Regions from separate parts of the Mus musculus genome. Here regions 1 and 3 are each linked to region 2. Evidence: chromatin loops called from intact Hi-C (ENCODE). Cell type or tissue: left cerebral cortex. All regions are shown on one strand.

The links. Peaks named below come from ENCODE experiments on the same cell type or tissue, not always from the same donor. Only the 100,000 strongest peaks of a DNase experiment are listed, where the experiment ranks them.
Region 1: a loop joins it to region 2, with 4 times the contacts of the local background. A loop is called at or near these places in 6 of 42 quality-filtered maps.
Region 3: it touches region 2 in a loop (7-fold over the local background); 15 of 42 quality-filtered maps call a loop at or near these places.

What each region holds. Positions count from the first base shown.
Region 1 is chr10:60,104,052-60,109,051 of GRCm38, forward strand. It overlaps Spock2 (sparc/osteonectin, cwcv and kazal-like domains proteoglycan 2), which reads left to right and starts at 2,206. Exons shown (of 11, transcript NM_052994.2): 1 at 2,206-2,605. The coding sequence starts at 2,417. It overlaps Gm51801 (a long non-coding RNA gene), which reads right to left. Exons shown (of 3, transcript XR_003949003.1): 3 at 3,309-5,000. In left cerebral cortex, a CTCF peak has its summit at 2,879; DNase peaks (open chromatin) are centred at 1,391, 1,758, 2,202, 2,696 and 5 more places; H3K4me3 peaks cover 3,613 bases; H3K27ac peaks cover 4,083 bases.
Region 2 is chr10:60,001,440-60,006,439 of GRCm38, forward strand. Anapc16 (anaphase promoting complex subunit 16) reads right to left here and starts at 1,696. Exons shown (of 4, transcript NM_025514.3): 1 at 1,517-1,696. Ascc1 (activating signal cointegrator 1 complex subunit 1) reads left to right here and starts at 1,366. Exons shown (of 11, transcript NM_026937.3): 1 at 1,366-1,468; 2 at 3,356-3,488. The coding sequence starts at 3,380. In left cerebral cortex, CTCF peaks have their summits at 2,158 (motif pointing right) and 4,068 (motif pointing left); DNase peaks (open chromatin) are centred at 970, 1,401, 1,635, 2,210 and 1 more place; H3K4me3 peaks cover 2,134 bases; H3K27ac peaks cover 2,270 bases.
Region 3 is chr10:59,948,616-59,953,615 of GRCm38, forward strand. It overlaps Ddit4 (DNA-damage-inducible transcript 4), which reads right to left and starts at 3,155. Exons shown (of 3, transcript NM_029083.2): 1 at 3,082-3,155; 2 at 2,702-2,957; 3 at 1,060-2,414. The coding sequence starts at 2,897. The coding sequence ends at 1,921. In left cerebral cortex, a CTCF peak has its summit at 2,194 (motif pointing left); DNase peaks (open chromatin) are centred at 422, 2,289, 3,315, 3,990 and 1 more place; H3K4me3 peaks cover 3,973 bases; H3K27ac peaks cover 4,705 bases.

The DNA of each region.
Region 1 (5,000 bases), 100 kb after region 2:
AATTCTCTGGAAGAAAAGCCTTTTTTTTTTCTTTATAAACCAGGTTCTGAGTTATTTTGCATAATTCTTAGTCTCGCCATTTTTGGATTCTTCCTCCTAACTAGCTTCTCCCTCAACACTAGCCGAATGTCTCTGGTTGTGGTGTTATAAAAAGCAGGTCCCCTCGGATGAGCTGCCCCTGTGTGGAAAATGTTCCGACCTACATGGGAAGGCAGCTGCAGTTCCTGAACGGCATTGGGTTGCTTTCCACACTCTTGTTAAGCTGCTCTGGTAACCAGACCCTTTGTGCATCGAAGCTGTCTGCTAAGTGCTGTGGAGACATTGTGGATAGCTTTGACTAGGATTGAGGGGGCCTGTGGCTCTCCTACCTGGATGGAGGCCTGGGTTGGATGTCCCAGGAAGCACCTGAGAGCTGGAGACAGGAAGATAAATCGAAAGGTCACCCTCAAGCTACATATCAAGTTGGAGACCCTGTCTGAACTAAAAAGACTGGGACTAAGAAGATGGGGGAGGCCCTGAGAGATGGCTCAGTGGTTAAGAGCACTGGCTGCTCTTCCAGAGGTCCTGAGTTCAAATCCCAGCAACCACATGGTGGCTCACAACCATCTGTGTGTCTTCTGGTGTGTCTGAAGACAGCGACAGTGTACACTCATAATGCAATAAATAAATCATAAAAAAAAAAGATGTGGGAAAGATGATGAAGATGGATTATCACCTCTCCAACCCAAGGGACAAACTCTTTTGCTTTTGAAATGCCTGGGATAACTCTGCTCAAGTTTCATAGCCATCGCATGCTATATATGTGTGGCGTTAGAATGACACTCTATATGGAAGTTGGGATCCTCAGTCCCCTCCAGTCCGTATGAGAAGGACTCCACTGTGAAGCTCCCTGGTACCGCCTGGAGGGCTCTGCATCCATTGTGAGATGCAGATGTCAGTATCTGGAGCTTGCAGCAGCACCACAGGAAGGGAAACTATTGTTTTGTGTTTTCCCAGGGGTCCCCACCCAGCCCAGGCTACTGAGGCACCCAACACTCAGGAGGCATGCCAGGCCCTGGATGACTGTAACCCTCACAACCTGTGTTTTTTCCTATTGATTAAGATCATGTTCTTTCATTGCCTTTAATTTTTATTTTATTTTATTTTATTTTATTTTAACATCACAGCAGCCAAGTCTTTTATAAAAACACAATCTAGGGCTTGGGGCCCAAAAGTTTAATATGGTTTGCCCTTTTCGTAGTCTTCATTTTATTTGTAATGTAAATTTCAGTTCTGTTCTGATCCTGGGTCTGTGCCCAGCTGCCAGCCTTCCCAGCTGGTAAGGCAGCACAGGTCTATAGGCAATGACAAGGGTCACAGTTTTAACAAGAACCTAACAGCCTCCAACAGAACCCGCCTCCTCCCGCCTTGTCTCCTTCCCCAGTGCATCATCAAACTCAACATGAAGTCAAAGTCACAAGCAAATGGCTGGGCCCATTTAGATTTGCAGACTCAAGGCAGATGAGATGGCTAGACACGCATGTGTCTTTTAGGGTTGCCCTAGGAAAAGCTAACAAAAGGGTGACAGCCCCTAAACATCTGCTTGCGGAAGAGGAGGACATCTGCCCATGTTTCACCAGCCATTCAGGGTTGGGGCCATGCGTTGAAAAGAGCGGCGGGCCAGGGGGAGCAATAGTTCAGAGGCAGCCAGTTGTTAGACCGCCTTTGTCTTAAGGAAGCCACCCATTACCGAAGCGCCATAACTCGCGGGGAGCCAGCTGTCAGAGCGGTGGCACAGGCCACTCGGGGGTGTGGGGTGTGGGGTGGGAGGAGGCCAAGGGAGAAGAAACTGTCTGTGGCCAGATTCCCTTTTAGACACCTGAGCCCAGCTGACTTGGTAACCCGAGAGTTTTCATCCTCTTTCCAGCCCTATGAAAGACCCCGGAGCCCTTCTTTGCTGTCCACCCTTAGATAGACAGCAGGGACATCTCAGGGTTCTGCTTCCCTGGCTTGCAACTCCTTGAGAGCTGGACTGACTTGCGCAGCCCTGCGCTGCGGCTTGGCTGGCTTGGCTGCTCTGATCCAGCGCTCTGCTTTGAAATCTACCCCCTCCTTTTTTTTTTTTTTTTTTTTTTTTTTTAACCAGGTATGATGATGTCAAACGTGATGCTGATGCTACAGTTACAGACACAGCCCCCGCTGGCGCAGCCTCTCTGAATCTCTCTCCCTCTCCGCGTCCAGCGCTGGGCTTTTTCAGACAAGTGCATCTGCTAACCAGGTCACATTTCAGCCACGACCCACCCTCCGTCAGTCACTGGAGTCAGACAGCAGGAGGAGGGCTGAGGAGGACCGCAGCGCTTCGCCAGTGGCGCGGTGGAGGGAAGGACATCAAATCCTGCTGAAGTCCAGACCCCCCCAGGTCCAAGCCCAGACCACGATGCGCGCTCCAGGCTCCGGGCGGCTGGCTCTGCCGCTGCTGCTCCTCGCCGTGGTCGCCTTGGCTGAAGGCGACGCCAAGGGGCTCAAGGAGGGCGAGACCCCCGGCAATTTCATGGAGGACGAGCAATGGCTGTCGTCCATCTCGCAGTACAGCGGCAAGATTAAGCACTGGAACCGCTTCCGAGACGTGAGCGGCGGGGCGCGGAGGGCCGGGCCGGGCGCGGGTTGTGGGTGGGGAGGCCGGGAGCAGAGACCCCGCGCGCTGGGAGCCACCGCCGCGTGTCGGAGCCGGAGCCTCTCGGGCCTGCCAGGCTAACTACGCCAAGTGTAAACAACACCGAGAGTCCCAGCCCCGAGCCCCTCCGGTGTTCCCGTGGCCACCAGCTTTGGGACCTTCAGTTCCCGCAGCCTCCCGGAGTGTCCTAGACGAGAACATGCTCTAGGGGCGCACGCTCGCGACGGGGTCTGCCTTGTGGCGTGGCGCGGAGCAGGGGTGCGGGATGTGGGGACCCGGGCCCTGGCTGCTGCTGGGCCCCGCCTGTCCCCCCACCCCCACCTCCTTGCCATCGGTCCCCGGGCTAGGCCCCTGCCGGGTGAATGCTGCAGACTGCACACACTGCTCTTGGCAGAGGGAGCGGATCTGGGTGGGGCCGGCAGGAAAGGTAGCGGCCGCAAGGGTGTCCTCCGACCCCTCCTTGGGCTTCGGAAGAAGGGGACAGAAGGCTCAAGGACTGAGCGGTGGCCAGGGCGTTGAGTTTGGGGAAGGGTTCCCCCAACCTCCAAGAGATGGTGGAAGGCGTGTCCATAATGGGGCGCGCGGGGGGGGGGGTGCACAGTGAAAATGCCCGAGGCGCTCTCCTCTCTCTCTCTCAGGGTGGTCGCCAGAGCCAGGCCAGGTAGGCTGGTTTTCCTGGACCAAGCTCGGCGGTGAAGCAAGGGGACCCCATCCTTGGTCCGGTGGGCATGAGAAGCAGAAGCGAGAGCCCCCAGGAGCTGGTTTGGGGTCCCTGGCAGAAGCCCGCCGCAAGCCGACTTAACCTTGGGCAAAGCTTTGCGGGTGGGGGCGGGGAGGAGGCTGCGGACCGGCCGGCGCCGCAGCTCTGTTTACCCGCACCTGTAGATCAGGGAGGGAATAGGAGGCGCGTTCCCTCCCGCAGGGCAGCCACGGCCGCCTCGCAGATGGTGGCGTGGGCAGGGGTGAGGAAGGGAGGGCGTGGCTGCGCCCTGGGCACCTCAGCGATGGGGTGGGGGTGAGGCCCTGAAATGTAGAGCGCCCCTCGATCTGGCGCTAGCTGACGCCCTGACCTCGCTCGGAAAGCCTCCTCTACGTTGGGTTCTTATTCCTCATTCCCCAGACTCTTGATTTTGACCCACCTAGTATAAGCCACACCATGACTGTTCTTTTTAAACTTCGAGCATCCACAAGTTTTTTTTTTTTTTAGATGTTTTTCTATTCAACAGTTTCATTCTGTTTCAGAATAAAGAGAGAGCTTGTTTTAATATCGCAAGGTGCTGGTTGTTACCCAGAGGGAGGGAGGAGATACCCAGTCAGTGACCCAGGGGGCTGGGGAAACGCGTGAACGCATACTGTTAGAGCACGAAGAAATGGTATTTACCGTTTTTTTCCGCCTAGAAACCGGCTGGGGGTATCTGTTTAGGTATCATTTTGTAAACATACATAAGGCACCCAGACATACCATGGGAAGAGGAAGAGGTTCGGATGTTTTTGTTTTCCAAGTCAAAGCGACTGTAATTTCTTTAGTAAGGGGAAGGAGCAATACCAGGCATCCAGGCCCAGGACCACCTAGTGGGCCCTTGTTCTCCATCTTTGCCCTACCAAAGGCCTTCCTCGGGCACCTGCAGGCCCAGCCCAGATTAGCGCAGTCTCCTGCCACTGTCCGCAGTCCAGCAATGAGGGGGCAGCAGCAAGCTGATCCTCTGGAAGGAATCCATGTGTCACCGGTCTGGGCCTCCCTCTGACTCCCTGACTGGCTGCTTGAGCTGCCTGGGACTAGTGAAGGTCAGAGGAGGAAAGTACCGACCGCTTCATCAGAACGGTGAGGGTTTCAAAATCAAAGGTTCTTCTCCTCTTCATCCACCCAGGCTTCCAGCAGCCAGCACAGTGGGTGCCAATAAATGCTTGACTGGCTTGACCCCCGGCTTAGGGCTGCCCACCTGTCTCCCTGTATCCGTGCCACCACCATCCCCATCAGAAGAAAGGCACTGGCATTGAAACCGCAGGACCAGCGCCTGCAGGATTCACAGAGAACACAGTGGCAGAGATGGGAGGATTCGTGCTCTGAAAACTCGGATTTTTCTCTAAAGCCCAGTTTTGGGGGAGCCCTGGCTGCAGGAGGCTGGAGTCTGGCAGAGAAATGGGACAGGGCAGGCAAGACAGGAGGGCTCGGCCTCAGGGAATCTGTTGGCAGCTTCTCCTCAAAGGCAGAGAAAGGAGGCTGCTAGCTCAGAGCCACCACCTTGCATAACTATAGCCACGCCACAGTGAGTGAGAGCAGTGCCTCGTGGAGTTGTATGGCACACAGACTGTGCCCAGGGACCCTGTCTGTGCTGCATATGCTTCT
Region 2 (5,000 bases):
GGCTACACTCTCAGTCAGCACATTCACCTCATGATCTTATAAAGAATCTTGCAGTGGGGCTGGGGAGAGCTACATGGAGTAAGTGTTTTCACTGGAGGGGTTGGGGAGCCCTTCAAGTCACTTACAAGCCTCACAGGTGTGGTAGCTGCCTGTAAACCCAGCCCTTGGGAGGCAGAAGATAAGCGATTCCCCATAGCAATGTTGTTAGCTAGGTTATGGGGAATGGGAATGTTCTGGGTTCAGGGAAGCTATGAAAGGCTAAGGAGGAAGACAGCAGACACCAGCTTCAAGCCTGGGCCTGGGGATGTATTGTGAGGTGGCTAGAGTGTTTGCTTACCCAAGTGTGAGGCACTGAAAAGGATCCCATGTCGTTGGAAGGAGAAAACAAACTACCTTTGTACCCTGGAGGCATCTTATAAAAACCCTTGTCACAGTGGCTCCTGGATGAATGATTTATAAATACGAGGTCAGCCGGGCGGAGGTGGCCCACGCCTTTAATCCCAGCACTTGGGAGGCAGAGACAGGCAGATTTCTGAGTTCGAGGCCAGCCTGGTCTACAGCGTGAGTTCCAGTACAGCCAGGGCTGTACAGAGAAACCCTGTCTCGAAAAACCAAAAAAAACCAAACCAAACCAAAAAAACCAAAAAAAAAAAAAAAAAAAAAAACCCCACAAAACCAACCAACCAACCAAAACAAACAAACAAACAAACCGAGGACAAAAGCAATCAGCTCAGTAGAGGCTGCAGGGGACCGAGACAGTTCCAGTCATGACTCTTTCTGCATGGAGTATTCAACCCTGTCGCTCAGGAGACTACCATCCTCATAACGAGGCACTCAGTGAACTTTTGTTGAATGATGATTATCTGGAACTTGGCCCTATCAGGGAAGCTGTGGCTGCTGCCAAGCAGAGGAAACGCTCCTAAGAAGCGGAATGATAGTTTGTGGGGCACAATATGGCTGGCGTGGTTAAATACTTACTTTGTGTACGACAGGGACGACCTCGCACTCATAAACTTTCCGCTTATAGTCTTAAAACAAAACAAAACAAAAAAAGAGATCCTCCTTTAAAATAAAGCCCAGAACAAACCAGATGCTTATGTCGATCGGGATCCAAGTGAGGTGGCTAATTATGACACCCGTTGGGTTCTACTAACAAAAATCACTAGGTGTCCCACCTAGACAGACGGATCACCACCCGCAGCACCTAGCTGCGGTAGCTCTTTCTAGGTGGGATGAAGAAGCTCGCGGGAGAGGGGAGGAGCCAGCACCCTAATCCTGGCTACTCCAACTCCACCCAGGTACGCTTCCTACCCAACAACTCGGGGAGGAAGGGAAGGCTTGCGGCCGGCCCACGGCGCAGGCGCCAACCCGCCCCACGCATGCTCAGTCGGATGACGCTGCCTTTGCATACGGCCGGCGCGGGCGAGCCTCCAGGGTCTCTTCCTACGCTCCCAGTTAGTCCTGGCAGGTAGGAGCGTAGGGGGGAATCAGGTCTGGAAGGTTCTCGGCCACTTACCTCAGCAGCTTGTGCACTTTGACTGACAGCCCCGCCCCTTGGACGAAGCCGTGCGGCCTCGCTCGCCACGACGTAGACGGCGGCGTGCGCGCGCCCGCCTGAGCTGTGGGAGTTTGATGGCGGTGCTGCGCCTGTCCCTGCGGCGGTGAGGGCTAGAGGGCGGTGCTAGCGCGCATGCGTGGAGGGGGCGGAGCCCGGCTGGGCCAGACCGAGCTTTCCGAGAACACTTCCGGGTCGCTGTGGCTGCCCCGCCCCCTTCCCCGCCCCAGTCCCCCGCAGTTTTGGTTTTCTTGCGTTGGTGCTGTCTGCTCCGCCTCTCTAGCGTAGGATGTTCAGCGTTTGCTTTTTATGTGAGAATTGCACGAAAGCATATCCACTTTTCCCTCTTCAAACACCCATGACCCAGGGCTAGTCCGCTCTCCTCCTTCTGCGCAGTCTCTGCCTGGAGCTGCTCAGGAAAGGTACCACTGTGGCTTCGTGCTCAGTGCTCACACTTTGTAAAGGCTCCTTTTCGACAGAACGTGGTTTTTGAAGTGGGAAGGGATGCTAAAGGAGTAGCACACCAGGGTGGCGCGGCACAAGACTGTTAATAATTGCATCCCCCTGCCAACGTTGATTTTCTGTTTTCTCAAAGCACGAACCCTCTTCTTGCGTCCTGCAGGTGGCTGCGGATTAGCGACTTGACTGAGGGTTGGGTCAAGCATTCATTTGGAAGGGATTGTTAGGCCTTCTTTGGTGGAACTTGTTAAGTACGTGAACTTGTAGCCGCAGCCATCTGGGATGGGAACATGGGGTAGTTTATCAGGAGCCTTTAATTCCGAATTATTGATTCAAGCGTGAAGCCGTTTGTTGTGTTCTGGAGGCAGTGGCCTCGGGAAACTGTTCCTTCTCAGTACTGTGTTGGTCCGAGAACTGTGTTAGTAAGTCATATTTTAATTGTACTGTGATAGGGAAATAAATCTGATTGGAAGGTATTTATTTCTAGCATCTTTAAAACGGCTTACCTCTCTTCCGCGGGTATTGTACCGATGGTTCCTCAATGCGTTATCAAACTGGATACGATAAAATATCATACTGGATAGGGTGAATGAAGCACTCTGCTCATACTTAGGTGGCTAGCAAGACCTCACCCCCTATAGGTTAATCAGACACCTATACAAGAACTTACACTGGTGAGCTCATGGAAAGCGACACTATTTTTGCTTAGGATGTGCTGTGAACTGCCCAGTTGAGGCCTACATAATGGAGTTTTTAATTTAAATTTCTTATTACATTTATTTATTTACGAATGTAGTCTGTGCATATGTTACCTGCCTACACAGCAGAATTTTTTTTTGTTTTTTTGTTTTTTGTTTGTTTTTTGTTTTTGTTGTTTTTTGGTTTTTTTGAGACAGGGTTTCTCTGTATAGCCCTGGTTGTCCTGGAACTCACTCTGCAGACCAGGCTGGCCTCGAACTCAGAAATCCACCTGCCTCTGCCTCCAGAGTGCTGGGATTAAAGGCGTGCGCCACCACGCCCGGCTAGCAGAATTTTTTAAATTTAAAATTTTATTACATTTATTTATTTAGTCTATGCTACTTGCCTACATAATGGAGTTTCTTTTAACTTAATTTTTTATTACATTTGTTTGTTTATTTCCATATTTTGTCTGTGCGTTTGCTACCTGGCTGCATGTGTAGTCCAGAGGACAACCTGCAGGAGTCAACTTTTTCCTTCTGCCGTGTGGGTCATCGGCCTTGGGAGCAAGTGCCTTTACCTGTTGAGCCATCTTAGTGACCTAAGTATTCATTGTTTAATTAAAAAAAAAAAAATTAAACAAAAGGGCACTTTCTTTTTCAGGACTTTCCTGGAACGTCATTTGTCATGGATGTTCTACGCCCACAGATTGTAACGTTCGATGGACGGAATTATAGAAAGAATCCCATCCAGGAGAAACAGTACCAACATGAAGAAGACGAGGATTTCTATCCTGGTAATCCTGGGGGGTCTCTTAGGTCCCACAAGAGGGAAAATGTTCTTTGTACTGTAAGGGTAATTCTTTGCTTTGTTGCTGCTCAGTGGGTCTAATAAAGCTGACCTCAGATGAGGTGTTCCTGGCTGCAGTTCGTGTGTCAAGATAGATTTCATCCTGGACAGAGGCCTCAGTGCCACGTAGAGTAACTTTTCATTATTTTTATTATTATTAAAAATTATTTATTTTATGTGAGGACATTGTAGCTGTCTACAGACACACCAGAAGAGGACATCAGATCCCTTTACAGATGGTTGTGAGCCACCATGTGGTTGCTGGGAATTGAACTCAGGACCTCTGGTAGAGCATGCAGTGCTCTTAACTGCTGACCTATCTCTCCAGCCCTCATTATTATTTTTTAAATATGTGTGTGTGTACATGTGATCACGGGTGCCCAAGGAAGCCTAAAGGGGTGTTAATTGGATCTCCTGGAACTGGACTCACAGGTGCTTCTGAGCCACTCAGTTGCAGAGTGCTGGGATCAGAACTCAGGTCACCTGCAAGACCAATAAGGGCTCTTAGCTGCTGCGCCCCCCTGTGGAGTACTTGTTAATTACTACTGTTACCTATAAATATTCTGTGGCAAAATTAAACCCCTTTACCTGTGAAATTATAAAAGAATATGAATTATTATTATTACTAATTTTTTTCTTGAGACAGAGTCTCTCTATTATGTAGCCCTGGCTGTCCTGGAACTCACTCTGTAGATCAGGCTGCTCTTGAACTAATAGAGATCCACCTGCCCCTGCCTCCTCAGTACTGGGCTTAAAGGAACGCATCACAGTGCCTGACTAAGAATATGAATTATTAAAATAAAGCCCTGAAGGATTTATTCCAGTGTCAGATAATATTAACTATTGTTATGCTAGTTTTTTTCTTCCTTCTTTGTAGTCATGCCTTGACAGGTCTAAAGACACAACTAACTTTATTTAACATACAGTAATTTTGTAAAAATAAAACAAAAACTAAACAACTAAATAGTTGAGGTGGATCCTAACTATTTTCAGGGCTATGACTGTGGGGTTAGGTTTAGTGTATAAGCAGAGCCTTTCAGGTTCTTTGCAACTCTTCCTTTTCAGTTCCTAAGGGTTTCTACTGAACCTTAAATCTTGGGGTCCCCCCCATGTGATCCTTTTGACTGCCCACTGTCAGCCTTGAGCTCTTTGAGCTTTCCAGTATTTTTTTTTTAATTAGGTATTTTCCTCATTTACATTTCCAATGCTATCCCAGAAGTCCCCCATACCCTCCCCCCACTCTCCTACCCACCCACTCCCACTTCTTGGCCCTGGCGTTCCCCTGTACTGGGGCATATAAAGTTTGCAAGTCCAATGGGCCTCTCTTTCCAGTGATGGCCGACTAGGCCATCTTTTGATACATATGCAGCTAGAGTTAAGAGCTCCGGAGTACTGGTTAGTTCATAATGTTGTTCCACCTATAGGGTTGCAGATCCCTTTAGCTCCTTGGGTACTTTCT
Region 3 (5,000 bases), 53 kb before region 2:
CCGGTTGTACATTGACTGTCACACCTGGCTTCTAACTCAGGTTTACTCATTTTGGGGAATAAGCTCTGAGGATTCTATGAAAGAGATGTGGGTCTCCTGGGCTACCCCAAAGGTCAGGTCCTGGATAGAATCCCCGAGGAAAACCAGATGTTTTTAGTCTCTGCTTTCAGCTCACTGGAAGGATCTGGCTTTCCTTTGTGGTTGGTGGGAGATGTGGAGATAAGTCTAGGGTCTTTTACTTGTCAGGCAAGTACTTTACACTGAGCTACATCCCCAGCCTGAGGGAACTGTTCTAACTAAGCCCTCCAAAAGGATGCAAAACCAAGAACCGTTTTTTTACAGTCTTGGGGCACACAAAGGCAGTCTGGGATCAGGAAGAGAAACAAAGGAGACAGTCATTCTCCAAGGGCCACTTGGTGTGGGTGGACTCTGGAGTCGGGGACAAGTGAGAAAGGCCTTGGCCTTCTTGGCTCAACTCCAACATTTCTGATAAGAAACCCAACTCCAGCCTTCTGTCTGGGAAGGAAGTCAGGGGTCACCCTCGTCATCCCCCTGCCTTTGTATGGTCTCTGCTCCTGCCTGGGCCACATCTCCTGAGCCTAGGTTTCTTGCCTAGGGAGAGGTTTAAACTGAATTGTCTTTTGCAAAGGTCTCTTAACCTTTTTTTATACCCAGAGATAAAACCATACCCTTGACTATGTACCACATCAGTCTAGACTTTTCCTCAGAGAAAAGGCCTTAGGCTAAGGAGACTGGGCCTTCTCACCTGGAGAGCAAGGTAACCCTCCTTGTAGAGACTCAGACTTCCAGGGAGGTCTGACTCATCTTTCACCTTCGGGTGCTTTCCAGCACATTCTCCTGGTAGCTCCACTCAGCAGAACTGAGGGACCTTGGCTCTGATGGCACAGTTCCCAGGTTGCCAGGCAGTCCAGGAGCTCTGATGGCAGTTACCAGGCAGTCAGGGGACACACAAGTGGCCCCTGAAATCTGATGAAACTTGTGACCAGCACCCACCACTCTCCCTTTTCATTTATGGCGCCGATGAGACTCAAGTGTTTTAACAAACATGTTTATTAGAAAAGTAAAAATATTGCATAGGTCTTAATACTTGAACATCAAGTGTATTCATGAACCGCGAGTAACTTCATGTAAACAGGTTCTAGATGGAAGACCCAGGTGGCACTCCTCTGGGAAAAGAGGGTTCCAGCCCCCCACCCCCACCCCAGCCCCTCTCCTCACAGTTGAATCCTCCAGTACATGGGCACCGGGATGGGCTGGCTGCAGCTCCCAGGTGTAATTTTGTTTCAAGTGTCGAAGATCCCGAATGATCCTAACACCCACCCCATTCCTACTCTTACATTCATGCAGTCTGTAAGATAGCTGCCTCGAACAGGTCAGTAGTGAAGCGCCGATCCCCACCCCCCAAAACCAAGATACAAAACAAATGACAAAACACACTAGGTCCTTTCAGACCAGAAGATACACAAACTGTCGGCCACCTCCCCCTGCCTCCCCCCCAGCCCCCAACCCCCAGCCGGGGCAGAGGCCAGTGCAGACCAGCTGCCCTTCTGGCTCTGGCCCACAACTGCTGTTGTAACTTGTCAGTAATAAAAAAAAATAAGGTACATGCTACATACACATCCAGCCAGAAGCCTGTGTGACTCCTAAGCCTTTGTTTCATGCTACAGTACTGAGGGGCGTGTGCCCCAACAGGGAGCCACCTGCATACAACCTAGAGACTTCCTGGAGAACACTTCCTTCCCCCACCTGGCCCTGCGCCCCTCAGGTGGCTATCGTCAGTTTTCTAACACAGGGGACAGTCCTTCAGTCCTTGCCTGCGGGTCTCCACCACAGAAATTCCTTGTCTTCACTTTGGGGGGCAGTGAGAAACCCTCCCCGCACCCCACCCCAGGATGTAGTTCAACACTCTTCAATGAGCAGCTGCTCGGAGCTGTAGAGTTTCTTCTTGATGACTCTGAAGCCGGTACTTAGCGTCAGGGACTGGCTGTAACCAGGGACCAAGGAAGAGTTGGCAGAACTTAACAGCCCCTGGATCTTGGGCCAGAGGCGAGAGTCCAGACGCAGCACCAGGGTCAACTGAAAGGTGGGCACCAGGCTGGGGTCGAGGGCCAGCTGAGCCACGCTATGGCAGCTCTTGCCTTGCTCCACACACACGTCCAGCAGTGCCCCCCGCAGGCCGCACGGCTCACTGTATGCCAGGCGCAGGAGTTCCTTGCCCACCTGGCTCACCAGCTGGCTCGGCATGAGCAAACGCGCAGGGCGCCGCGAGCCCAATCGCGCCTGGGACAGGCTCTCCTGCAGCAGCTGCATCAGGTTGGCACACAGGTGCTCATCCTCGGGGTCACTGAGCAGCTCAAAGTCGGGCAGGGACACCCCATCCAGGTATGAGGAGTCTGGATAGAGAGAACACAGGGAAAGGGTATTGTATTAGAGCGCCTTCCACAGGAGCTGTACGGGCGGGGGAGGTGCAGTTTGCCTAAGCAAACAGTGTCCCTTTCCACTCCGTGCCTCAGTTTCCGCCCCGCAGTCTTGTCTTCTAACCCTAGAGTAATCTGTTTTTTCGTGCTGGGGTGGGAAGCCAAGGTGGCTTTGAGCCGATTCAGCTCGCTTCGTACCCACCTCCCGGGACCCCTCCCACCCCCCATCCCCGAACCCAATTCGGCCCCGGCTGAGTGCTCACCTTCCTCCGGCCCGAAGCCACTGTTGCTGCTGTCCAGGGACTCGCAGTCCGAGCTCTCCAGGCTCGCGCAGCGGTCAAGGCCCTCTTCTCTGGCTGCAGACCCCCAGGCGGAGCGCGGCGGCCGATCAGCGGCCGGAGTTCGAGACGAGGACGAAGAGGAAGAGGAGGACGAGAAACGATCCCAGAGGCTAGGCATGGCGGGGTCAGACGCCAGGACGCTGGCTGCTAAGGTCCGAATGAAGGCGCACAGAAGCCGCTGAAAGACAAGAGGGACAAGGATTTGGCGTCAGTGTCGGCGTTGCACAGGATTGAGGGCTCTGAGGCCCCAAGAGCCGAGGTCACTCCCCGACAAGATGTGCACACCCGGGAGGGACACTCACCAGCTAGCGCGGTCAGCGAAGATTGCGGACAAGAGCGCTCTGCCTCTCGAAGGGTGAGCGAACTGGTGCCAACCCCCGATCGCTGCCCGGACCTGTCCCTTCGAACCCTCTCGCACCTCCCCCCTGCCTGCTGCGATCCCTAGCACCAGCGAGCAGCAGCCTATAAGGGCTCTCCCGGCGAGGCCACGCCCCCTCCAGGTCGCAGCCCAATCGAGACCCGGGAGTGTGGCCCACCTCAGCCAATAGGCACCGGGCGCACGTTCGCAACGTTCTCTCCTGCCTGGTGACAGCGGCCTGGCCCCGCCCCCACGGAGCCCCAGAACGCTCCCGGCCGAACCCCTCTCCCCTCGCCTTAGCTTCGGCCACACCCCCTTTCTGGAAGGGATCCGAGGCGGCTTTCAGCAGCTGCCAAGGTCCCTGAGGGCGCTCGCGGTAGGGGAGGATCAAGGAAAGACTTGTTTATTATAGGGGCGCGTTGCTGGGGGAGGGGACGGCCCGTGACTGCACTGAAAAGAAGAGTTGGGGGACCTGGTGCGGCTTGAGCAGGGGAGAAAGGTACCCCTAGCTTCTGGGAGCCCAAGGGCCAAGGACACTACCGGGCGCACAACTGGATGCCCCATGGGACCGTGGCGCGGCGGCAGACGTTACTCCGTTGTCCCATGAGCATCAGTCCCACGCTGTCTTTGCTTCTGACACGCGATGCACTTTTGGTAATAGGTCCAAAGACAAGGCATCTCAGGGCCATCGGCTCCCACGTCCCCTCATCAGTGTTCCTGTTACTCTGCAGCCCCGGGGGAGCAGGGTGTAGGTTCAGGAGGACATCAAGTGCTTGCCAATTCGAGATTGTCCTCTAGCAGAGGGTTTGGGTAGGAGTTAGAGTTCACGGACTCCGATTCTTAGCGCCTGGTCCACGGCCAGGGAACAAGGGCTCACATCAAACCGACACAGTGACCCACCCGCAGGCCTTAGGGGGACAGAACACTGCAGGGCCAAGTGCCTCCCAAACCCACTGCGGCAGAGCCCCTGGCGTCCGCCGGGTCCTAGAACCCCTCCCATGCTTTGTGTTAAGGGGGGGAAAAGCGGCGGATCGGGGGTGGGGGGTGGGGTGGCAGGAGAATTCAATTCAATGGAACCCAGGACCGAGGTCTTTGGAAAAGTCCAAATGCAAGAGCCATATGGGGTTTCATCATTCAGGCGAGGCAACAGGAAATATAGCCTGGCAGCGATGCTCTAGGGCTGATAGCGATTTGTTTAGGGTAGGAGGAGATTCAGTCGGACTAGACCTGTTTTTTTGTTTTTTTTTTTGTTTTTTTTTTTTATAAAAAGGTTTGTTAATGTAGGACACTGGGACCCTGATGGAAGAAAAGACCAAACTTACATCAGACACTCTGGCCCGGCGGGCAGGAACCAAACCAGATCAGACAGGCAAGCATCACATCGCTACAGGGCAGGTTTGCTTTGACACATGACACTTGCCAGGGAAGTCAGGCCACTGTCCTTTCCAGCCCCACCCCCACTGCCCAATTTCATCTTTTGGACGGAGTTTCACGGCTGGCTGGCCTGGAACTCCCAGAGATTCTCCTGCCTTTGCCTTCCTAGTTCCAGGATGACAGTGAGTCACGAAGCATAGCTCCTACCACCGATATTTTTAAAATTAAAATTAAAAGCCTGACTTTTAGAACAGCCAGGTCTTAGAACTGCAAAAGGATGGGAATCCAAGCTCTCCCACACGTACTCTCATTTTACAGGTGGGAGACACATGGTCAGGGCAGTGGTGGCACACGCCTTTAATCCTAGCACCTGTGAAGCAGAGGCAGGCAGATTTCTGAGTTCGAGGCCAGCCTGGTCTACAGAGTGAGTTCCAGGACAGCCAGGGCTACACAGAGAAACCCTGTCTCAATAAACCAAAAAAAAAAAAA